Regions from separate parts of the Homo sapiens genome. Here region 1 is linked to region 2. A link is a loop called in an ENCODE intact Hi-C map of the cell type or tissue named here. Cell type or tissue: GM12878. All regions are shown on one strand. Each heading gives the region's core, and the rest is flanking DNA. Links, peaks and the distances in the headings are about the cores only.

Region 1 (12,562 bases), core at 6,043-8,542, 73 kb before region 2:
TGGAGAACTGTTGAAAGCTTTTAAGCTGGGAAGTGAAATGCTAAGATCTGCATTTTAGCAAGATATCTCTGAGACTACTGTAAAGGAAAGATTGCAGAAATGAATGACTTAAAAATAGAAAAAGCCCCTCTGATTAAGATGGGTCCAAGCCAAGTAAAATGGTGGGATCCCCCCTCCGGCTACATTTTTTACTTTTTTCCTCCTTAGGATTGCTTCTTATGCTCATTTATACTCAATTTCACTTGTATTAAAATGTTAGGAGGGAAAACTTTTCTCCACACAAAAACCTGCCACAGATGTTTAAAGCAGCTTATTCATAACTGCCAAAACTGCAACCAAGATATCCTTCAGTAGGTGAATGGATAAATAAACTGTGGTACATTCTATTCAGCATTACAGTAGGCGAATGGATAAATAAACTGTGGTACATTCTATTCAGCACTAAAAAGAAAAGAGCTATCGGCTAGGCATGGTGGCTCATGCCTGTGATCCCCGCACTTTGGGAGGCTGAGGTGGGTGGATCACAAGGTCAGGAGATCAAGACCATCCTGGCTAACACGGTGAAACCCCGACTCTACTAAAAATACAAAAATTAGCCAGGCATGGTGGCGGGTGCCTGTAGTCCCAGCTACTTGGGAGACTGAGGCAGGAGAATCGCTTGAACCCGGGAGGTGGAAGGTGCGGTGAGCCGAGATCGCGCCACTGTACTCCAACCTGGGTGACAGAGCGAGACTCTGTCTCAAAACAAAAACAAAAACAAAAAAAGAAAAGAAACAAAGAAAAAAAAAAGACAGAAAAGAGCTATCAAGCCGTGAAAAGATATGGAGGAACCCAGAGTGTTAATTACCAAGTAAAAAAAAAAAATCTAAAAATCATACATACCATCTGATTCCAACTATATGATGTTCTGGAAAAGGAAAAACTATGGAGACAGTAAAAAGATCACTGGTTGTTAGGGGTTAGTGGGAGGGAGGGATGAATAGAGCACAGAGGATTTTTAGGGTAGTGAAACTACTATGTCTGATACTATAATGGTGGATACACATCATTATACATTTGTCCAAACCCACAGAATATATAACACCAAAAGGGAAGCCCAATATAAACCATGGACTTCAGATGATTATATGGCAATGGAAGTTCATTGATTGTAACAAATGTACCACTCTGGTGTGGAACAGGGGTACGTGGGAACTCTTTACTTTCTGCTCAAATTTGCTGTGAACCTAAAACTGCTCTAAAACAAAGTCTATTTTTAAAATTTTAGGAGAAAAAACTGTCAGGGGGTGCAGAATACAAAACATTTTCCTTAATGCTCTTCTTTCAAGCTTCTGGATCTAAATCTGTTTAAGAATACAAAGCAAGCTTTCTAAAAATTATAACCACTTATAACTAATTATCCATGTGACTAATGCCATCCTTATACAAACATCACTATAACCCCCAATTTCTTGTTTTTGTGTTTATTAAAATATCCTCATCATTCTCACAACTGGCTTTGTAAGAAAACTCTATAAATATGAACTTGAACAAGAAAATAAACCCATACTAATAAACTATAGCACTTATACACTGGATATTATAGATCTATATAAGGAGAAAATGTGAGATGCATGGTCCAAGAAGAGTGGGAAGATATAACTCAAAACATAAAAAGCCACCTCTGTGGTAAGGGAAAAGATGCCTGTATGAATATAAAAGCAAAGATTTATAAGGTGATGAAAGATACTAATGAGAACGTTTCGTTCTCATGGTGGCAGAAGATCTTCCATTCTACTTTCTGAGAAAATCAAGAGGAAGAATGCATTGAAAATTGAGAGTTCATGGAGAATAGAGACAGGATGCAGTGACTCAACAGTGAGTCAGTCAGATCCTCAAGGATCCAGAGTAGTCGCAGAGCCCAGTTGGAACTCAATCGTGTAATTTATTGGAGGCTAGTTTTGTATAATTTTATACTGTGCCTTTCTCTAATGTTAATTACTCAAGAGATGATTAACCAATTTGTGGCTACTGTGCATCTTAGCTCTTCACATTTTCACTTGATGCCTGCTTTTGAAAGAGTTCATAATTTAAATTCTTTATGAAAAAAAACAGGAACTAAAATTAATTTTCTGCTATTAAAACTACTTGTAAAAGAGTTAAAGCTTGTAGTCAATTTTTGAAACAAACAATGAAAAAGGAAAAAGTAAAACAGGAAGAGAGAAAACACTGAAACAAATGGTAAAACAAGATTATAGGACCATGTTGTGGGTTGAATTTATCCATGCTAGTTCTGTCCCTCATTAACAAAGTTAAATAGAAGCCAACGGTTGCTGTACTTCACAAAATAAAATCTGATAAGTAAACTTCCTATTCCTTAACCAATTTACCTGCACCCGAAAGATTACAAACTTCTTCTGCTTCTGACAAGCAAGTGATTGGAGAGACAATGGAAGGAGGTGTTGCTAGTAAAGGCAGCTCTGGATCATCATCCAAAAATGTCATCAGGTCCTGACAGAAAACACAAGAACATGAGAATTGAAGAAAAAAATTAATATCCCTGGATGGACAATTTATTGAGCTACAAAGTATCTAAATGTGCTAACATCATCATAAACACATTCTAATTTAATTAACTCAAACATACATCTATCACTTGGCTGTCTACTGGGTGTAGGGAGGTTTTGTGCCCTCGGGAATCCCCAGACCTTGCTGAAGACACCGTCGGTAGATAGCAAGGATTTTGCTTAGGGCACTACCTTTACCTACCACCCTTCAGCATCCTTACAGCATACTATCTCAGAGGCCAATTATCTTGTCTCACTGGCAATCATAAAGTCACCTGTATATATCTTTTATTCATATTTAAAACTTTTAACTTTTTATCACCAAGTAAAAAGTAGACACAAAAGATAATCAATCCAATCATGCAGGTTAAACAATAATCAACTGATGGCTAATCTTGTTTCATTTATATCCCTACCATGCCTCATTTGTGATCTGTGACAACCTGTTTCACTTTGAAGCAAATCCTAGAATAATCCCTTATTTCATTATGTATCTCTGCCTTAGTCCATTCCGGTCACTATAACAAAATACCATCAACTGAGTGGCTTATAAACAACAGAAATTTATTCCTTACAGTTTGGGAGGTTAGCAAGTCAAGGTGCTGGCAGATCTGATGTCTGGCAAGGCCCCACCTCCTAGACAGTCATTTCTTCACTATAACCTCTCATGGCAGAAGGTGACCAAGGAGTTCTCTTGGCTTCTTTTATAAGGGCACTAATCATATTCATGAGGGCTATGCCCTTATGACCTAGTCACCTCCCGAAGATCCCGCCTCCTAATACCATCACTTTGGGTGTTAGGATTTCAACTAAGAATTTGGGAGGAAAACAAGTATTCAGACGACAGCAATCTCTAACTGATAATAACTGCATCAAACTGATAAACTTCATAGCTCCTAATGTCATCAATTACCATAAACTGTTCATATTTCCAACTTCTCCTAAATGTCATAAACAGGTTTTTCTACAGCTTGTTTGAAAAGGATCCAAATCAAGTCTATAGAGTGGGTTTAGCTGGTATGTCTTTTTTTTTTTCTGTGAACTAGGGATAATTTTTCTCCATTGTAATTAACATACAGTAAAATACACAGACCTTACATGTAGAGCTCGATAACTTTTATCATATGAGTATTCAATTATATAGTAACCACATTTCCTGCACCCAGAAAGTTTCCTCAAGCTCCTTTCCAGCTGATACCATCCCACCAGCCTGCATCATGACCACTATTCTATCATATCACCATTATTGAATTTTGTCTGTTCTTGAGTTTCATATGAATGTAATCATACACTATGTATACTTTTGTGTCTGGTTCCTATTGCTCAACATAATGTACATGAGATTCATCCATGTTTTACTGTGTAGTTCCTCCCTCCTTTCCTACCTATAAGAAAGGAGGGAGAGATTGCACAAAAAACAGATGTGAATGTATCACAATTGTTTATCCATTCTCCTGCATACGGATTATTTCCAAAGTTCATCTATTATGAATAAAGCTACTATGAACATTCTTGTATAAATCTTTTTGTGGACAAATGCATTCATTATTCCTGGATACTACATAGTAGTAGTATAGCATTTCTAGCTTATAGGACAGGTCTATTTTCAACTTCATTAGAAACTGCCAAACCATTTTCCAAAGTGATTTGCCCCTTTTAAAAACTCAACTTTGAGCTCATTTTAGATCCACATGTAAGAAATAATAGAGCCTATGTAACCTTTACTGTGTTTCCTCCAAAGGTAACATCTTGCAAAATTATAGTACAATATCATACTCAGGATATTGACATTGAAATAGTCAAGATACAGAACATTTCTATCACAATCACAAGAATCCTTTCTGATGCCCTTTCATAGACATACACTCCCTCAACAGAACTAATCTGTTCCTAATCTCTCCTTCATTTCTATAGTTGTGACATTTGAAGAATGCTATATAAATGGAATCATACAGTATGTAACCTTTTGGGACTGGCTTTTTTAGCCTTGCATAATTCCTAGAGATTCATCCAAATTATTTCATTTCAAGTTTCTTCCTTTTCATTGCGAGTAGTACCCTTGATATAGATGTAACATAGTTTAACCTGTTAAAGGACCTCTGGATTGTTTCTAGATTTTGGCTATTACAAATAAAGCTGCTGTGAACATTTGTGTACAGGTTTTTGTATGATATACATTTTCTTTTTCTTTTTGAGACAGAGTCTCAGTCTGTCGCCCAGGCTGGAGTGCAGTGGCGCCATCTTGGCTCACAGCAGCCTCAACTTCCCAGGCTCAAGTGATCCTCCCACTTCAGCCTCCCAAGTAGCTGGGACTACAGGTACGCATCACCATGCCCGACTAAATTTTTTTTAATTTTTTTTTTTTAGAAATGATGTTTAGCCATGTTGCCCAGGCTGGTCTCAAACTGCTGAGCTCAAACGATCCACCCAAACTTGGCATTCCAAAGTGCTAGGATTACAGGCATGTGCCACTGTACCAGCCTAGATGTTCATATCTCTGGTATAAATTCCTAGGAGAGCAATTGCTGTTCATATAGTAGCCACGTTTAGATTTATTAAAAACTACCAAACTGTTTTCCAGAGTAGCTGTACCATTTTGCATTCCTACCAGTAATATATTCGTGTTTTAATTTCTCCATATTCTCACTAGCATTTAGTGTTGTCACTATTTTTTAATTTTAGCCATTTTAATATTCATTGCATGTTTAAGTTACATTTTCCTGAAGGCTAATAACGTTGAACAACTTTTCGTGCGCTTACTTACCATCTGTATTTGTTAAAATGACTGTTCATAACATGTGCCCATTTTCTAATTGGACTGTTTGGTTTTAAACTGGTGAGTTTTAACAGTTCTTTAAATGCTCCAGATATTAGTCCTTTGCCAGATACGGGGTTTACAAATATTTTTTCCCAGTCTGTAAATTATCTTTCCATCCTCTTAACAGGGTCTTTTGCAGAGCAAACATTTTCAGTTTTGATGAGGTTTAATGTATCATATTTTTCCTTTTAGGGATCATGCTTTTGTCCAGTTCTTTTTTTTTTTTTTTTTTTTTTTTTTGAGACAGAGTCTCGCCTTGTCACCCAGGCTGGAGTGCAACGGCACGATCTCGGCTCACTGCAACCTCCGCCTCCAGGGTTCAAACGATTTTCCTGCCTCAGCCTCCCAAGTAGCTGGGATTACAGGCGCATGCCACCACGACCAGGTAATTTTTTGTATCTTTAGTAGAGACGGGGTTTTACCGTGTTGGCCAGGCTGGTCTCAAACTCCTGACCTAGTGATCCGCCCGTCTCAGCCTCCCAAAGTGCGGGGATTACAGGGGTGAGCCACCGCACCCGGCCCCAGTTCTAAATCTCAAAGATTTTTCTCCTGTATTTTCTAAAAGTTTTATAGTTTACATTTAAGTCTGTGATTAACTTGGAGTGAATTTCTATACAAGGTTTAGGTTGAGATTCATGGTTGTCTGAATGTCCAATGCTGTAGCACTATTTTTTGAAAAGGCTAATCCTCCTACATTGAATTTCCTTTGCACCTTTGTCAAAAATCAGTTGGCCATGTTTGTGTGTGTCTATTTCTGGGTTCTCTATTCTGTTCCACCGATCCAAGTGTTTGTCTCTCCACCAATACCGCACTCTCTTGATTACTGTAGCTATACACAGGCATTAATATCAGGCAGAAGGATTACTCCCATTTTGTTCTTCCTTTTCAAAATTGTTTTAGCTATTCTAGGGCCTGTGCCTTTCCATATCAATTTTAGAACAAGGTTATTATCTACCCCTATAGAAAACCTTTCTGGGATTTTAATAGGAATTACATTAAACCTATAGAATAATTAGGGTCATCTGTACTATGACCTTTACTATGTTGAGTCTTCCAATCCATGTAACATGATAGGTCTCTATTTGGGTCCTCTTTAATTTCCTTCATCAGTATTTTATAATTCTCAACATATGGACTCTGTACATGTTTTGTTAAATTTATACCTAAGTATTTCAATTTGGATTTATACATAAGTATTTTAATTTATACTTCAGTATTTTAATGCCTAAGTATTTAAATTTATACCTAAGTATTTCAAATGGTATTGTCTTAATTTAAGTTTCCACATGTTCATTGTTAGTATGTAGACATTCAGTTGATTTCTGTATGCTTTTATATATTGCTGGATTCAACTGGCTAATATTTTGTTGAGAATTTTTGCATCTAGTTTCATGAGAGATATTAGTCTGTAGTTTTCTTTTTCTGTACCTTCTTTGTTTAAACTTGGGATCAGGGTAATACTTGCCTCATAAAATGAATTGGGAAGTCTTCCCTCCTGTTCCATTTTCTGGAAGACATTGTGTAAAACTGCTGTTAATTCTTCTTTATTTTTTTATTTTTTGAGACAGGGTCTCACTCTGTCACCCAGGCTGGAGTACAGTGGTGCAATCAAGACTCTCATTTTTAAAATGATTGTAGAACTATTGAGTTTGGGTAGTTTACATTTTCTGAGAAAGTATTCTATTTCTTTTGATTTGTCAAAGTTATAAAGTTTTTGTGGTTTTTTTTTTTGTTTTCTTTTTGAGAGAGTCTCACTCTGCCTGCCTATTTTGATTATCTATTTGGTTTGTTTGGTTTATATCAGACATAGTAGTTTCACTACCCTAAAAATCCTCTGTGCTTTATTCATTCCTCCCTCCCACTAACCAAACAAACCAAATAGATGTTCTTGGTTTTGTTTTTGAGACAGAGTCTCACTCACTCTGTAGCCCAGGCTGGAGTGCAGTGGCATGACTTGGGCCCACTGCAAGCTCTGCCTCCCAGGTTCGAGTGATTCTCATGCCTCAGCCTCTTGAGTAGCTGGGACTATAGGCGCACACCACCACGCCTGGCTAATTTTTGTATTTTGCATTTTTTATAGACACATGGTTTCACCATGTTGGCCAGGCTGGTCTCAAACTCCTGGCCTCAAGTGATCCGCCTGCCTCGGCCTCCCAAAGTGCTGGGATTATGAGCATGCCTGGCCCGTAAGTATAAAGTTGTTGATAGTAATCCCTTACTATCCTTTTAGAGCTGAAGCAATTGTAGTGGTTATCTCTTGTCTCATCCTGATACTGGTGATTTGTGTCTTCTCTCTTTGTCTTTGCCAGTCTTGTTAGAGGTTTATCAACTTTTATTGTTTTTTAAATTTTTTAATTATTTTTACTTATTTATCTTTTTTTTCAAAGAACTGGCTTTTTGTATCATTCCTTTTTCTCTGTTGTTTTCCTGTTTTCAATTTCATTAATTTGTTCTTTATGATTTCCTTTCTTCTATTCCTTGTGCATTTATTTCACTTTTCTGAGTTTCCTGAGGAAAGAACTTAGATTATTGATTTCAAACCTTTCCTCTTTTCTACTGTAAGCGTTTAAAAAAATGTTTACATTATAAATGTAAGTGCTGAAAAGTTCCCGCTCACCACCGCTTTAGCTGTATTTCACATATTGCTAATATTGAGTGAACCTTAATGTAAACTGGACTTTGGGTGATTACAATATGTTAATGTAGATTGATTGATTGTAAAAATTTGACACTCTGATGTAGGATGTTGGTAGGGGTGGGAAGGGTATACTTGTAGGAGGGGTAGAGGACATAAGGAGAAATCTCCGTAGCTTCCACTCAATTTTGCTGTGAACCTAAGATGGCTCTAAAAAATAGTCTGTTAAAAAAAAAAAAAAAGATCAGAGTGACTTTTTTTAAATTTTGAGGGAGAGTCGTGCTCTGTTGCCCAGACTGGAATGCAGTGGTATAATCTTGGCTCAAGCTGTCCTGCCACTTCAGCCTCCCTGGCGGCTGGGACTATAAGCGCATGCCACCATGCCCAACTAATTTTTTTTTTTTTTTTTTTGAGACAGAGTCTCTCTCTGTCACCCAGGCTGGAGTGCAGTGGCGCGATCTCGGCTCACTGCAAGCTCTGGCTCCCAGGTTCACGCCATTCTCCTGCCTCAGCCTCCCAAGTAGCTGGGACTACAGGCGCCTGCCACCACGCCTGGCTAATTTTTTGTATTTTTAATAGAGACGGGGTTTCACCGTATTAGCCAGGATGGTCTCGATCTTCTGACCTCGTGATCCACCCGCCTCAGCCTCTCAAAGAGCTGGGATTACAGGCATGAACCAGTATGGTCAGCCCAGGGTAACATTTTGTAAAGATTTTTTAAACATTTAATAAAGATTTTATAAACATTTTATAAAGATTTCTATAAAGCAAAAAAAGTCATAAATAAAAATTTTAAATCAAATGGAAAATAGATAAAGAACCAGGAAGTGGGCTAATTCTCTAATACACAAATTGCTCTTAGGAATTGCTAAGACAAAGATGAGAAACCAAAAAGGAAAATAAGCAAAGGACATGAATAGAGTTAACAGTAAAAAGAAACAAACATGCCCAATAAACACATAAAAAGTTACAGTAAAAAATTAAAATAAAAATTTTCTTCCTCTCAGATTGACAAAAATGAAAACTTTTGATAACAGTATTTGCAAAGATGAGGGGAATCAAGATGATAGACTATATAAACTGTATACCAGTACTGTGTACCAATAAACTGGTACAACTTTTAGGAGGATAATTTGGCAGCATTTTTCAAAATTAAAAATAAGCATAACCTTTTGGCAATTCCCCTTCTGAGACAGCATAATAAAAATATATGTACAAGGATTATTATTGCAACTTTGCTTTAACAGGCAAAAACATGAAAGAGCCAAGTGATTACCAATAGGAAATGGCTAAGATTATATATATATATGTATGTGTATACGTATATAGATAAAGAATACAGCACAGCAATATGTACTGATATAGAAAAATGTCTATAAGATGTAGTTTACTAAAAAAGCATATCTTGAAATATACATTGAATGATTACATTTATTATACAGAAAGATGTCCATGATATATTGTTCAGTTCAAAGTGTGTTGCAGAGCAATACATATTGAATGAGACCAGTCAGGTAAAAGAAATGTGTAGACACAAAAATTTCCCCCCAAAATCACTGGAAACTGCTGGAGTTGCCTCTGGGGAAAGGAACTTGAGAAGCATGGAGGAGTAAGGAGCCACCCTGCTCTGTACTCTTTACCCTGTGATGTTGTCTGAACACTTTTCAATAAGTGCTTTCTAATTTAAAAAGAAGTAACAAGAGTACAAGCATGAAAATAAAAAAAACCTTTTAAGCATAAAACAATGATGTAGCAAAAAGATACAAGAAAAATGAATTAACATAATTAGAATAAGTAGAATTTCCATTTCTCTAACAACTTTGGTGAGATCAAATTTTAGGAAATATAATAAATGGCATCCCAATAAACCAAAAGATAAAAATGTATACTCTTCATTTAGCAAAATAACAAATGAAGGCAGTAGGAAACAAATATTTATCGTGTATCACTATCAATTTAGTAAATCACAACTAGACTGAAGGTTTCGGTCAGCTTTAATTTTGTGTGAACCAATTCATAGTATCTCTATCTGTTTCTATGGAAACAACTGAGACCAAAAACATCACAACCTCATTGTTGAATCTCCTCAAACAGGAAAAGAGTAAGGTCTTTTGAGGTGATGAAAAGCTGCAAATAGCCTTATTCATTAGCAAATCTAATAATAAAAATCCTGGGCAGTATATATAGAGAAAACAGATCATGTCAGTCATAAATTTAAAGTCTTTCCTTAGTTTCAAAAGTAACATTTAGGCAAGCCCTGTTCTGCTTTTAAAAGCTCTATTCTGTTATGAATTTTGTTTACTGCATTTAAGATAATTTTTCTTTCATTTATAAAATGAGAATAGTTAAAGAGGTTTCTACTTACATTTTTAAGAGATATTTTAAGCGCCCCTCATTCTGCCTAAGCAATCATTTATTTCTCATTCTGTAGATGTAGTACATTTGACAACAACAATTAGATTTACTGTTCAACTTACTAGGTTTTGTCTTCTGCTACAAGAGCAGACTACTGAAGAGGACATATTGGAATGTAACAAATGCTCCTAATAGTAATAAGAAAAGATGCTTGTCAAGAGGATAATGGGATATTGTTATAATACAGTGATGCTTTGAAAAAGGAAAATCCAACTTCTAAACTTCTTTTGAGAGAAATGCAACATTTTTTCTCACTGAAATAAGATGTAATGTAGATCAATAACACTGAGTTTCTCTGAAGTAAGAAAAAAACAATAGTAATCAGGATTTAAAGACAGATACAAAAAAAAAAAAAATAGGTGACTATTTCTTTCATTCCAAAGCACATAGGATTATTCAAGTCTATTTTCTACCTCAAAAGCCATCAGCAGAAAATAGGCTGATCTCAAATTTTAAAATCATTTTGGCTGGGCACGGTAGCTCACGCCTGTTATCTCAGCACTTTGGTAGGCCAAGGCGGGTGGATTGCCTGAGGTCAGGGGTTCAAGATCAGCCTGGCCAAGATCAGCCTGGTGAAACCCTGTCTCTACTAAAAATACAAAAATTAGCCGGGCATGGTGGCAGGCGCCTATAGTACCAGCTACTTGGAGGGCTGAGGCAGGACAATCACTTGAACATGGGAGGCAGAGGCTGAAGTGAGCCGAGATCATGCCAGTGCACTTCAGCCTGGGTGGCATAGAGAGACTCTGTCTCAATAAATAAATAAATAAATAAATAAATAAATAAATAAAATAATTTTTGACTTAATGTCTTATCTTTAAATTTTATTTATTTATTTATTTTACAGATGGGGGTCTCACTACGTTGCCTAGGTTGGAATGCAGTGGCTATTCACAGGTGTAATCATAGCATACTATCTACAGTTACAAACTCCTTGGGCTCAAGTGATCCTCCTGCCTTAGGCTCCCAAGTAGCTGGAACTACAGACACACATCACTATGCCCTGTTGTCTTATCTTTTAAAACAATCTATGTGTGTACACACAAACACACACCTGAGATGGAGTCTCACTCTGTCACCCAGGCTGGAGTGCAGTGGTGTAATCTTAGCTCACTGCAACCTCTGCCTCCCAGGTTCAAACAATTCTCCTGCCTCAGCCTCCCAAGTAGCTGGGATTACAGGTACACACCACCACGCCCGGTAATTTTCGTATTTTTAGTAGAGATGGGGTTTCACCATGTTGGCCAGGCTGGTCTTGAACTCCTGACCTCAAGTGATCCGTCCACCTCGGCCTCCCAAAATGCTGGAATTACAGGTGCGAGCCACTGTGCCCGGCCCCTAAAATAATCTGTCTTTTCAGTCAGTGAGCTATTACGAAATTAAAGAACAGCGAAATTTTAATTTTATGTACCTTTCTAAGCTGTTAGAAAAACAATTGAATCCGATACCTAATTGGGTTGGGGAAAGGCATCAGGAACAGAAAGTAAAAAATAATAATAATAATTCCAACCTTCCTTATAGGAATTCCAGCAGGGAACACTAAGAAAAGCACTCTGAGCACAAGACTAAACAAGCATCTTTCACAGGAAAAAAAGAGAAGCTAACGTTCATTTACTGTCTATTATTCATTCATTTCTTCAGTTGACAAAAATTTGTCAATTGAAGATTCAGCAATGAATAAAGACTAAACAGGTCTCTACTCAAGAAGATTTCCTTCTAGTGGGAGAAACAGACAACAAACAGAAAAACGAATTAATGAGATAATTTCACAGTCATGAGTGAAACGGATTTCTAGCCAAGATGGTTCTGTATGTTCATACTTTGGGGATGTCTCCCTTCTCCAAATATAGAGCAATGAGAGAGAAAATGCAAATGTGAAAATTAAAAAGATACAGTCATGCTCAAAACCAAGATTAACATCTTCATGGAACAGAAACAAATAATGGTAAGGAGAGGCTGAAGCTGTGGACCTTTGGGGCTCTGGGTACAGAAAATGTCAGAGAAAATCAGGAGCTCAACTGCTGAAGGCTACAGTGTCAATTCAAGATAGGAGTGCTGAATATGGATCCCTGCTTGAGATTATGCTCAGGTATTAGGATCCCCACTTACAAAGGAAGCTGAAATAACCTGTCATCAGTCACAGCCTGG
Region 2 (12,562 bases), core at 6,599-9,098:
GGTTAATTTCCTTCATTGCACTTGTAACAATCTGTACTTACCTATTTGTCATTTGCTCAGTGCCTTTCTTCACCACCAAACTGGAAGCTCCTTGGGGGCAGGGACCTTGACGGTCTTATTTACCACTGTAATCCTATCCCTAACAGCTAATTAGCAACAGTAGATACTCAAGAAACATGTGTTGTGCAAATAACACAATGATTGAATGATTCTGCCTTGGGATAAACCTGCACTGATTCTATAGCTTTATAATTATAATCACTTTTTTTTTTTTTTTGAGATAAAGCCTCACTATGTAGCCCAGGCTGCTTGCAAACTCCTGGGCTCAAGCAATCCCCCTGCCTCAGCCTCCCAAGTAGCTGGGACTACAGGTGCATACCACCAAGCCTAACTAATTAAAAAAAAAATTTTATTTTTTTTTTTGAGATAGGGTCTTGCTCTGTCACCCAGGCTGGAGTGAAGTGGCACGATCTTGGCTCATTGCAACCTCCACCTCCCAGGTTCAAGCAATTCTCCTGCCTCAGCCTCCCAAGTAGCTGGGACTGCAGCCATGAGCCACCAAGCCCAGCTAATTTTTTGTATTTTTAGTAGAGACGGGGTTTCACCATATTGACCAGGGTGGTCTTGAACTCCTGACCTCAAGTGATCCGCCTGCCTCGGCCTCCCAGAGTGCTGGGATTACAGGTGTGAGCCACCGTGCTTGGCCTCAAAAAAAATTTTTTTTTTAGACACGAGTTCTTATTGGTTGCCCAGATGGTCACAAACTCCTATAAAGCATGATATTAAAAAAATAAATAAATAAAATCTAGCTCTCATAATTGTCAAGTAAAATTCTATAGTTTTGAGCAAATATTTTCAAATCATCAACAGATATTTCTTGAGTACCTACCATTTGTATAGCTTTGTGGAGAAATATAAAACATGAACCTCACATTAAAACTTACCATTCAGTTAAGGAGCTTTCTCTCCTAAATAATTCCCAGCAAAACAAATGATTACGTAGAAAAGGTCTTTTAGTGTTATTTTTAGATCTGCCCACTTTCACAATGCTGTTTCCTTCCCCCCATTTCATCTGAATTCTAACAGGAAATGATTTATCAGCTGGCATTAAACTATTGGTCCACGATCTTTTATCCCAATCCTTTGAGGCCAGATGATTTGTGGAAATTCTCTTTTGGGTGCGGTGGTAGGGGTGGAATTTTCAAGAGTAGTGCCATGTCTATACCATATATTACATGATACCCACAGTAAGGTGTGGAGCTGCTCTGAACAATTAAACACATTAACATGTCTGCAATAAAAACATGTAAATATTTGGAATAAAGACTACAAATGGCCTCAGGCCAAGTTTTACCACCAAATGAGTTGGAGGAAAAGTTGATTTCCAAAAGTTTTTGGATTTCAGGATTGAGAATAAGGAACAGAGGAGCTGAACTGACTTTATCCAAAGACTTGGGACAATAATGACAATAGCATCTAAGAGGCTGAGTGTCCAGAGCTATCTCTGAAAAGATGCATTTAAGGTGGAACTATGAGAAAAGAACAGCTCTTGTGTTTGTACAGGTTCTGCCTATAGACATGAGTTTGACTCGTAAGGAAATGAGCTCTGGCCAAGAATGCTACGGGAAAATGGTTATAGAGACTACCATGCCATTAGGAGGTGTTACTGTTTTGATGAAAAGAATACTGTCAGAGGCAGAGAATCTAATCTTTTCCAGCCCTAAGTGTGTGTTCATTAATTTATTCAACTAATAATCTTCCAGAGCTTACCATGTGGCAGGCTCCATTCTAGGAAATGGAGAAACAGGTGCACAAGACACAGTCCTCACACCCTGGAGTAAACAGCTACTCTTCATTGAACGCTCACAATGTGCTCACACCTGGGCCTTCACATGCCTCATCTCTCTCCTTTAATTAGGATTCAAAGCCATGATTTGAGGTCCTGCTTTGCCATTTCCTAACTAAGACTTAACAACTTCTCTAAGTCTCAGTTCCCTCATCCGCAACACAAAGAATAATCGCCAGACAGGGCCGTGGGGGAGGAAGAAACGAGATGCTTTGGAAAGAATTTTGAAAATGGCGGGTGGAGGCTGAGCAAGAATCAACTTTCTGTGGGCAGGGCCTTTCCTCGGCATCCTCGTCTTCATTCATACAACCCCCACTTCAGATGACGACTGTGTACCAGATGAGCCAGGTGCTGGGCGTTCGGCCACACAGAGAATCAGACCAGCAATTACCCTAGGAGAACCGGCAGTGGAGGGGAAGGCTGGACCTCAGGAAAGCCTCTAGAAGGAGAGAGGGACGTGATGGCGTCACGTCACGCCACAGGGATTTCACCTCCTGCGGATGGTAATGGCCTCGCCGCCCTCCCGCCCCCACCTGGACTCCGACGGTGCCGGCAAGAAACGGGAGGAGGGAAGGCAACCGATGTTTCCAGACCCGCCTTGAGCCCCACCACCACTCCCAAGCAGAGGCTGTTACCTGAGAGGAAAGTCGGCCGCTGCCCAACGACCAAACTTCCTCTCCCCAGGATATTCCACCTACTCCAGCCAGGCTCAAGGGCCCAGGCCGGTCCCCACTTCCGCTTCCTCACTTTCTGGCCTGGTGCAGTTCCTGTCAGGGCGTCAAGCAAGATGGTTGCAGATACCTGAGCTGGAGGGTACCAAGGGGAATGAAGGTAAGTGTCTTCGTTTCACAGGCTGCCGGGCTGTGACACTGCCCTAATCCTCCTTTCAAAGAATAAATTTTTTTTTTTTTTTGAGATCTGGGAAATAGTTTAATCAGACACTAGCATTTATTCTTAGCTGCTTTCTTAATTAAATAAAAATGAGTATAAATTAATTTACTAAATGTTCACAACGTAAAAACGGACATTAAAAAAAGAAAAAAAATGCCAAGGTAAGCTGATAATGTTTTTAAAAAGTAGACAATAAAATAATGTATGTAACTTAAAATTTGCCATGATAATTTATTCTTAAAATGGAAAATCAGTAAAATACTCAGACTTCTAGCATAATATCTCTTTTTTTTTATTTATTATTATTTAAGTTTTAAGGACATGGATGAAATTGGAAATCATCATTCTCAGTAAACTATCGCAAGAACAAAAAACCAAACACCGCATATTCTCACTCATAGGTGGGAATTGAACAATGAGAACACATGGACACAGGAAGGGGAACATCACACTCTGGGGACTGTTGTGGGGTGGGGGGAGGGGGGAGGGATAGCATTGGGAGATATACCTAATGCTAGATGACGAGTTAGTGGGTGCAGCGCACCAGCATGGCACATGAATACATTTTTAAAAGTGTGTTACTACTGTCATTTCAACTGACTAGAAATACCACCAGCACGTGATTGCCACCTCAAAGGACTGAGAATGTAATAGTAGTCTATGAAGAGCAGTGTGTGTGATGGACAATGATGGGGTAGCTCCAGTGACTGATGGCTTCAGGTGCCACTGACGGGTAATTGTTGATGTATTCAACTGATTTTCCGTGAGCACCCACTTTGTGCCAGACAGTAAGGACTCGGAGATAAAAAGCAGCCCTCTGCTGGATACGTTTACAGGCTAGTGGAGGTGACAGGCACCGTCAGAGAAGATTGTAACAAGATATGTATGGCATAGTAAGAGAGAAGAGATCATCTAATTCTGCCACTGAGTATTTAAGGGCAGGTTTCACAGAAGAGTTTACATCTGAATTGAATCTTAAAGGATGACAGGGAGTTCACTGGATAGACAAAGTAGAGGAGGACGTAAGAGGCAAAGGACACATCATGTGTAAAGGCATGAAAGCTGAGCCAGCCTATTATCTTGGAAAAACTACATGTACTGTAGTTACTACAACTGTCACAAAGGCTATTAGTGGAGCAGCAGAGGAAGGTTAAATAACAGAGGGAAGTTGGATCATGAAGAACCTTATCCATACTACAAGGTGATTTTATCCAGTAGGCATTGAAAAATGTAATCGAACCTGTGTTTTAATGGAATATTGACTAGGATGAGGGGAAAAGACAGAGGATAACAAAACACTTAGTAGACAAAAGCAACATTTGTTTCTATCTCCTACTACTTCAGTCATAATTATAATAATAATAGCCCACATTATTGATACTGACATGTAGATAGGTGAATCCAATATAAAATGATAGGAGGTATGAAAGAAGTTGGTGAGTTTGGAATATTATTTGACTGGCTATAATATAGAGTAATGGGGTGGGAGCCAGAGGGAAATCGAAAAGGTGACCTGGAAAACATTGTTCAGGGCCTTGAATGCTATGTTGAGGTATTTTGACTTTATAAAATAGTGGGGGACAAACTACAAGTATTTTATACATTGAGGTATAGTTTATGAAGTTTTTTTATATGTATAGCTTATGTAAATCTCAAAGGAATGCTGAGAAGTAGGCGTTATTATCCCATTGTACAGGTGAGAAAGCTGAGTTTGTGGAATATGCATACATTCTACATTATTGAGCACCTGCTATTTGCCAAGCACTATGCTGAGCTATGAGACTAGAAGGAAGTTGTAGTTTAATACTCTAATAGAGGAAACAGGAATAAATCAGCAATTGTAAGTAGTTGCTATAATAAAGGCAAACAATGTTACGGGAGTGAAAGGGGGACTTGTCTATATTTGCATAGTCAGGGAAGGCTTCCTGGAGGAGGTGAGCTTAAACTGAGTTTGGAGAAACAAATAGATTACAGTAATTGCCCAGAGATATTTAACTAGGAAGCAGTTTACCTGAAACTTGAACCCAAATCTCCTGTGTCTAGCTCTTTCCCCTACTCCAAGGACCAATCTTTGGTCCTTGATTTTAAGCTCTATCAGCAACTCAGTCACAAGTGGACTTGTTATGTTTGGAGAAGGTCAGAGATTCCAATTTTTTATTTTTAAATTCATTCATTTTCTCCTTTTAAAATCTCTGTGTGTGCTCAAAGAGTAGATTGGAAGCAGAGGAACTGGAAGAAGAACAGAATGTTCTGATAGTTCAGGCAATAAGTGATGAAGGCCATAACTAAGGCAGAGGTCATGGGCATAGTGTGAATCTCCACTCTGTTCACTCTCCTCACACATATACTTTTACATGTAATGTTAAAGTGTAGCAGTTATGGGATCGGGCTCTGAATATATGTGGCAATGAGAGAGAAGGAGGAGTCTACAGGGACTAAGTTTCTTTTTGGGGTGACCAAGTAAATGACTGTTGCTGTTCACCAAGATGAACATGATCCGAGGGGTCAGTTTGGCAGGAAAGCTGGGGAATTCTGCTTCGGACATTTTGAATCTGAGCAACAGGTGGGAGATGTTCAGGGGACAGTTGAATAGAGATAACTGAAAGAAGAGGGTTTGGGGCTAGGTTCATAGACTTCAGAGTAGTCAGCATATAGAAGGTGATTGAGGAGGCAGATGGGAAGTAGGAGACAGGGTAAGATTAAAGACTGAAGTCCCAATAAACAGTGAGGGAGTTGGTTAGGCTTGGCAAAAGTGTCAAGTGTTACCAGCTTAGTGGAATTAACCCTGTTCAAGTGACAATATGTAAGGGGTCCTTCTTATCTGCTTTCCTCCATTTGGGGGCACAATTTAGTTGCAATACCGTAACATCCACTAAATACAAATATTGCTCTATGGTAGCTTGGTTGGTTTTCTCCTTTAATTTTTTGAACTTGAGGTTCTATAAAAGTGAACACAGTTTGCTTCACCTGACTTCCCGGACACCATTTCTCCTTCTCATCTCCTTGACTCATCCGTTCTCAATTCTATGACCTCTCAACTTTGAAGGAGCCCATTCTCTAACCTCTTGTCTTCTCTATCTATATTCACTCCACAGGTAGTGTTATCCACTTGCAAAGCGGTAAATACTCTTCGATTCTGACAACTCTCAAGGTTTTCTCTTCAGCTTCTCCTGACCTCCAAACTCGTGTATCTAACTACCTTGACCTCTACTCCTGGTCTTGCCTTCCAAACCTTCTCTCCCACGGTCTCTCCTGTCTCAGTAAATGACACATCCTTGCTTCTAGGTTCTCAGGCCATGAACCTGGGAGTCACCTTAACTCCTGTGTTTGTCTCTTATAGCTCTCATGATATCCATGAGCTTACCTTTGAAATACAAGGTGGCTACCCAGTCTAGATAATAAATGATTTATTGATGCTACATTCTAATACAAGATACAATAACATTATCTATGTTTCTAGACTTTATGATCACCCTGTATATTCAAAATCCAACCACTTCCCACCACTCACATCATCCTGTTTTAAGCCACAACCATCTCTGGTCTGGACTATGAAAGTAGCCTCTTTTTTTTTTTTTTTTTTTTTGAGATGGAGTTTTGCTCTTATTGCCCAGGCTGGAGTGCAATGGCGCAATCTCGGCTCACTGCAACCTCCGCCTCCCGGGTTCAAGCGATTCTTCTGCCTCAGCCTCCCTAGTAGCTGGGATTACAGGCATGCGCCACCATGCCTGGCTAATTTTGTATTTTTAGTAGAAATTGGGTTTCTCCATGTTGATCAGGATGGTCTCAAACTCCCGACCTCAGGTGATCCATCCGCCTCAGTCTCCCAAAGTGCTGGGATTACAGGCATGAGCCAACCATGCCTGGCCAACAGTAGGCTCCTAACTGGTCTCTCTTCTTCTGTTCTTGCTCCCTTGCTATCTAATTTCAGCACAACAGCCAGAGCTACCCTTTTAAAACTTAAAACCCAAGTCAGATCATACTACTCCCCAGTTCAAAATCTTCCATTGGCTTCCATCTCACTCAGAGTAAAATCCAAAGGCCTCGCCATGGCAACAAGGCCCTACATGTTCTGCTCTCTCTCTGATCTCCATCCCAACTCCTCTCCACCTCACTCACAGTGTTAAACATGTCTCCACCTGAAGTCTTTGCACTTGCTAGTCCCTATACCTGCAAAAGCTATTTCCCCAGATGTCCATCCAGGAAGTACTGGCTTCTTCACTTTGTTCTAGACTTTGCTCAAATGTCCTTTGATTTCCCAACGTAAAATCGCAACCCCCATCTCAGCCACACTCCCTGTGGCTCTTGCATCATTTTATTTTTCTCCCTAACAGTAGGACCATCTGATGTACCTTCTGTTTCTCCCTTTACCAGAATGTAAGATCCAGGAGGGCAGAGATTATGTTTTGTTCACTGATAGTTTTCCAGCACCTAGAACAGGACTAACACAGAGTAGGTGTTCAAACTTTATTTATTGAATAAATGAAACGAGAATGTCTGAATGCACACTATTAAATAAGAAGTACATATTTTACCATAAAGTTAAATTGAGCATAATTATGGCAAGAAGTTCAGATATTGGCCAGGCGCAGTGGCTCATGCCTGTAATCCCAGCACTTTGGGGGGCCAAGGTGGGCAGATCACCTGAGGTCAGGAGTTCGAGACCAGCCTGACCAACATGGCGAAACCTCAGCTGTCCTAAAAATATACAAATTAGCTGGGTGTGGTGGCAGGTGCCTGCAATCCCAGCTACTCGGGAGGCTGAGGCAGGAGAATCATTTGAACTTAGGAGGTGGAGGTTGCAGTGAGCCAAGATTGCGTCACTGTACTCTAGCCTGGGCAACCGAGCGAGACTCAGTCTCCAAAAAACAAAATAAAACAAAAAACAAAACAAAACAGAAGTTCAGATATAAACAAATGACCCCTCAAAAGGAATTGATTAAAAAAATTTTAAACAAAGTATGGTTTAAAAAAGAAACTTCTCCACTGTGGCTAAGTCCATATTTCACATGTTACTGTATCCTCCTCATCTTGCTGCTATTTTTCTGAGTATCTCATGATAGTGAGTACTGAAATGCTGGCATTCTCACATTAGGGTCTTTATTCTTAGGATCTGCCTTTGCACTCGTTCAGTTACAGAGCTGTTATGAAATAAACCACTCAAGTGGCCTTGCTTCCCTCCCACTATGCTCTACATAACATGTCTGTCAATCAGTACTTACTACCAAAATAACTTGCCTTTGAGATTTTTCTGTTCTGCAATCTGTCCCATGCTTGTAAGGGGAAGGATTATATTCTGCTCCCTGGGGAGTAGTGCCTGGTGCAAAATTAGCTTCCTCATTAGGGTACAAGCTGAAAACACCATGATACTTTCCATGTAACACCATTCAACATTTTCCCTTCGCTCCCACTCCCCAACCATAGAATTTTAGGGACTCCTTTAACCATTTCAAAACCATCGACTTGGGAGCTATCAAAGAATAAGGACTGTAGCCAGAGGATTTCAGCATTTAAAAACTTGGCAATAGAGCTGTTCAGTGTAATGATCCAAGAAGGTCCTTAGAAGGCTGAATAATTCTGAGGTCAAGGTTGAGACGTTATTATTTTTAAAGTAGCAAGATGTTGTTATTTTTAAATTTTATCTTTATAATGTGGAAATAGCAGAGATCCTTTTCAGATATAACCAGGATTTAAGAAAATTTGACAAAGTTGCATTAATAAAAAGAAAGCCTGTTATTAAGGAGCTACAGGGCCGGGTGCGGTGGCTCATGCCTGTAATCCCAGCACTTTGGGAGGTTGAGGCGGGCGGATCATCTGAGTTCAGGAGTTCAAGACCAGCCTGGCCGACATGGTGAAACCCCATCTCTACTAAAAATACAAAAAAAATTAGCCAGGCATGGTGGCAGGTACCTGTAATCCCAGCTACTTGGGAGGCTGAAGCAAGAGAATCACTTGTACTCGGGAGACGGAGGTTGCAGTGAGCCAAGATCATGCCATTGCACTCCAGCCTGGGCAAGAAGAGTGAAACTCCGTCTCAAAAAAAAAAAGGAGTTATGGATAGAAAATTACTTCCTTTAACTCATTCGACAAATATTTACTGAGCATTTTCTGTCACCTTGACACTTTGCTGATTCTTCTTTTCTATTTCAATAAAAATGTTGGGCAATTATAACCAAGGAAAAGGTTTTAAGAAAGTAAATTTTAAGCAAGGTTTAGATATAAAGAAGCAAAGAGATGGAAAAGGATGCCGTTTCACATTGCAGAAAAAGTTTAAATTTTAGAACCCCAAATTGAATCTCTCCTTGACACTCTCCTCTTGGTATTCCAGGGATTAATGCTAGGAACATCCCAGTGAGCCAACATTTCCCTCCTCATCTTGGATCCAGTCCCCAAACTCTGAATGGTGCCACTTAGCAAGTAGCAATGTCTCTAATTTTCTGTAAAAGATGCAACGTTGGCAATCCATTTTCTAGCAAGAGCAAAGAGAAAGGAAGAGGCCTTCACAAGTTGCAGTTGATATAGGGGGAAGGGTGAGTGGTACATTTAAAGGTAAGAACTAAGGAAGTTGAAGGTAACAAAACTCAAGGTCAATGGAAAGTCTTAAATCCCAGAAAGCCTTCAGTCTAAGACTCAACAGAAATTGAAGTCCCAGAAATTGAAGGAACTGGTTCCACCTCATGCTGGACTGTGGCAAACCTGGGGTGAGAATGCATCCCAGCTCAGAATGTTTCTTCTTTTTTTGTCAAGAGTAATATTAGAGGCTGAGTGTATGAACAAAGCATCTTTCCTGGGATTTTAACATTGTGAGTGATCGAGGGTGCTCTTAAATAAGTTCCCCCAAGAAGCCCTAATGTTCCTCTGGATGCATGATTATACTAAGAGAATAAGAGTTTTCCTTAAGATCAGCTTGCTGATGGACCATATCAAGAACTATAAATTTTCTTATGTGAACACAAGTGTTCAGGGGGGATATTGTTAAAACTGAAACCAAGCATAAAGAAGCAAAAGTGTTTCAGTGAACCTCCTGCATTTTAGTTCAACTCTGGCAGCAAGAAAACAAAACCACATAATCTAAGGCTCACGCCCAACTCTCCGAAGCCCCATATGTGCTAGTTCCTGTGTGGTTTGCCTACAGACTGCAGGGCTGACTAGGGTTAGTTTGGAGGAGGGAGTAAGAGGTGGGGAGGAGGAGGCACAGTTAATGGATCTGTAAACTTGCACCCTCTTTCAGAGTGGTACATGGAAGACAGCACAAAGTGGATCCATACTCTGAAATGCAGTAACTCTGATGCTTGAATTTGTCTCCCTTCTTGCCAGAAAGGATTCTAATAACTCGGTGTCAAAGCCAAGACATAAACTCAACCCCTTCTCTTCCAAAAGGTATGTCATTATACAACATCTGTACATATACTCTAGAAACTTTGAACAGTTTTATAATTTGCAGAATGTTCTGTATGAGTTAATTAAAATGAATCTCACTAGTTCTCTAAATATTGCTTTTAAGTCCCATCAGCTAAGGTCTCTAAACCTTTTGCTGTGACAATGTTTGTGGTGATGGGATTTGACTTCTATCAAATGAACTGGGAGAACACTTGTTCCTTACCCAGTCCATAACACAAAAATCTCCACAAACTGGCTTCAGAAGCATCTCAGGGAAAGATTTTCGACCTTGGGATCATGGAGGTAAAATTCCACTTCACCATGGTCAGAATTTAATCCAAATTGGAAGGGATTGGAGGGGGTGGTAGAGGGCTGAGCAGTGATGAATGAACACTAGCACTCTGAGGTCAGGATTTCTCTCTTTGCTTGAATTTCTAGTTCTGTTCGCATTTTTGTTACCTGTACAAAGGACACCAGTTTTCATTCCTTTACGAAAAGAAAACTTTATGTTGAAGTGTATTTTGGAAGGGTATTGTCTCTCTTCGTACTAGCCGTTAGGCTCCATCCCTATGACTGTCTCTGGTTTAGGCGTCCAGTCTGAAGATAGCTGCTTTGTGTTCTTTGTCCCAACTCTTCCTGAACGTGAGGATTGAACATACCAACCAAAGGTTTCACTAATTTAAAATGTACTGTATTGCCCTGACAGGTATACTGTCAAAAAAAATTTACCGTATTTATCTACCTGGAATTAGGCCTTCTTAATAAAGTGTATGCAGCATAATTTGCACACTATTGAACATACACATCCCTAGATAAACTAGGAGTGGGAAGTGTTTTAGATCTAAACATCCAATGGGAAAAATTTCGTGTGTTCTCGTTATGTTATCTGAGGATGGGAAACTTCAGGTCGCAGAATCTTTTGTTCTATGCAGCAATGTTTGTCATAAACGGTTTAGTTCTTTAGTGGCTCCTTTTTGTTTCTTATTTTTGGTTTCGGAAAGAGTATTTAGCAGAAGTTACTCTCCTTTAACAATCCAGTATTTTATGTAAAACTTTATAGAATAATTTTATAGTGATTCTCTTTACAAAACCATCTGCTATTAAATAAGGAACACTGTGTAAATAGAGGACCACCTAAGTATATTTAATTTTCAAATACGAAAAAAATCTGACTCATACCCTTTTTTGTTTTTTTGTAAAAGAGAGGTGGCCCTATATTATTGAATAAAACTGCTTTTTTAGATTGAACTTGGAGTGTCTCCCATGTGGTAAACTGAAATCTTATTCTCCCCAAATTGTAATAGATTTTATCTTTTTAAAAATGACTTTACTGAAGCAGAGGAGAAGGAGATGATCAATCTATTCAATATGAAGAAATATCTCTGTTGCTAATACAATATCCTTTTGAATATCTCCCACATCTTAGGCCCTGGTGAAAATCCCTTTCAATTGTTCTGTCTACCTCGTAGGGATGTTGTAAGAATAAATGAGTTAACATAGATATGAAGTGCCTTAGGAAAAAGGCTCTATAAAAATGCAAGGCGATATCATGATTAGTTGTTTCTTTGACTCTTGATCATTTTCTTCCCACTTCTTATACAAAATGTCTCTCACTTATTTCCTGAAGCCATCTCTTTTAGAACTATTGCTTCCTAGAAGAGCTGAAAATGATCCTAGTTCCAACATATTTATTGATTCCCAGATAATAACACCCACTGGTGTTGATGACTGACAGGGTTCATGCCTAAGCTTGAGTAGAACTTGCCCTTTTTTCCTGGGTCAAGAAAAGTCTGCAATTGTTCGAAAATGTGTCAGTAAGTGTGATTCCATCACGATTTCTTAAATAAGTAACAGTTGCTGCTGGATAATCCTGGGGGCAGATGATTCATTTTTGTGCCCCTATCAAACAAACTCAAAACTTGTTAAAGAATCTTTATAAGTTGTTTGAATCAAACAATAGGGTCGCTAGGTCCCCATTTTGTCCATTTGAGGTATTTGCCCAGCATACCTTGGTCTGTAAAGAAATAGCACAGCCTTGGCTGGGCGCGGTGGCTCATGCTTATAATCCTAGCACTTTGGGAGGCCGAGGTGGGCAGATCTCCAAAAATAAATAATAATAATGATAATAACACAGCCTCATGAGTCTTTTTTTTTTTTTTTTTTTTGAGACAGGGTCTCACTCTGTCACTCAGGCTGGAGTACAGTGGCACAATCACAGCTCACTGCAGCCTCAACTACCCTGGGTTTAGTGATCCTCCCACCTCAGCCTCTCAAGTAGCTGAGACTACAGGTACACACCACCACACCTGGCTAATATTGTATTTTTAGTAGAGACAGGGTTTTGCCATGTTTCCCAGGCTGGTCTTGAACTCCTGAACTCAAGCGATTCGCCTGCCTCAGCCTCCCAAAGTGTTGGGATTACAGGTGTGAACCACTACACCTGGC

Evidence for each region. Hi-C counts contacts between places; a loop is a spot of excess contacts. Peaks named below come from ENCODE experiments on the same cell type or tissue, not always from the same donor. Only the 100,000 strongest peaks of a DNase experiment are listed, where the experiment ranks them.
Region 1: a loop joins it to region 2, with 3 times the contacts of the local background. A loop is called at or near these places in 2 of 110 quality-filtered maps.

What each region holds. Positions count from the first base shown.
Region 1 is chr22:39,818,624-39,831,185 of GRCh38, forward strand. It overlaps ENTHD1 (ENTH domain containing 1), which reads right to left. Exons shown (of 7, transcript NM_152512.4): 5 at 2,370-2,490. Among named protein-coding and RNA genes, the nearest start is that of ENTHD1, 69 kb to the right of the region's middle. In GM12878, for the core only: no CTCF peak of the experiment used is centred there; a DNase peak (open chromatin) is centred at 7,248; H3K27ac peaks cover 842 bases.
Region 2 is chr22:39,891,214-39,903,775 of GRCh38, forward strand. It overlaps ENTHD1 (ENTH domain containing 1), which reads right to left and starts at 2,547. Exons shown (of 7, transcript NM_152512.4): 1 at 2,482-2,547. GRAP2 (GRB2 related adaptor protein 2) reads left to right here and starts at 9,871. Exons shown (of 8, transcript NM_004810.4): 1 at 9,871-10,117. In GM12878, for the core only: no CTCF peak of the experiment used is centred there; a DNase peak (open chromatin) is centred at 8,018; H3K4me3 peaks cover 994 bases; H3K27ac peaks cover 1,668 bases.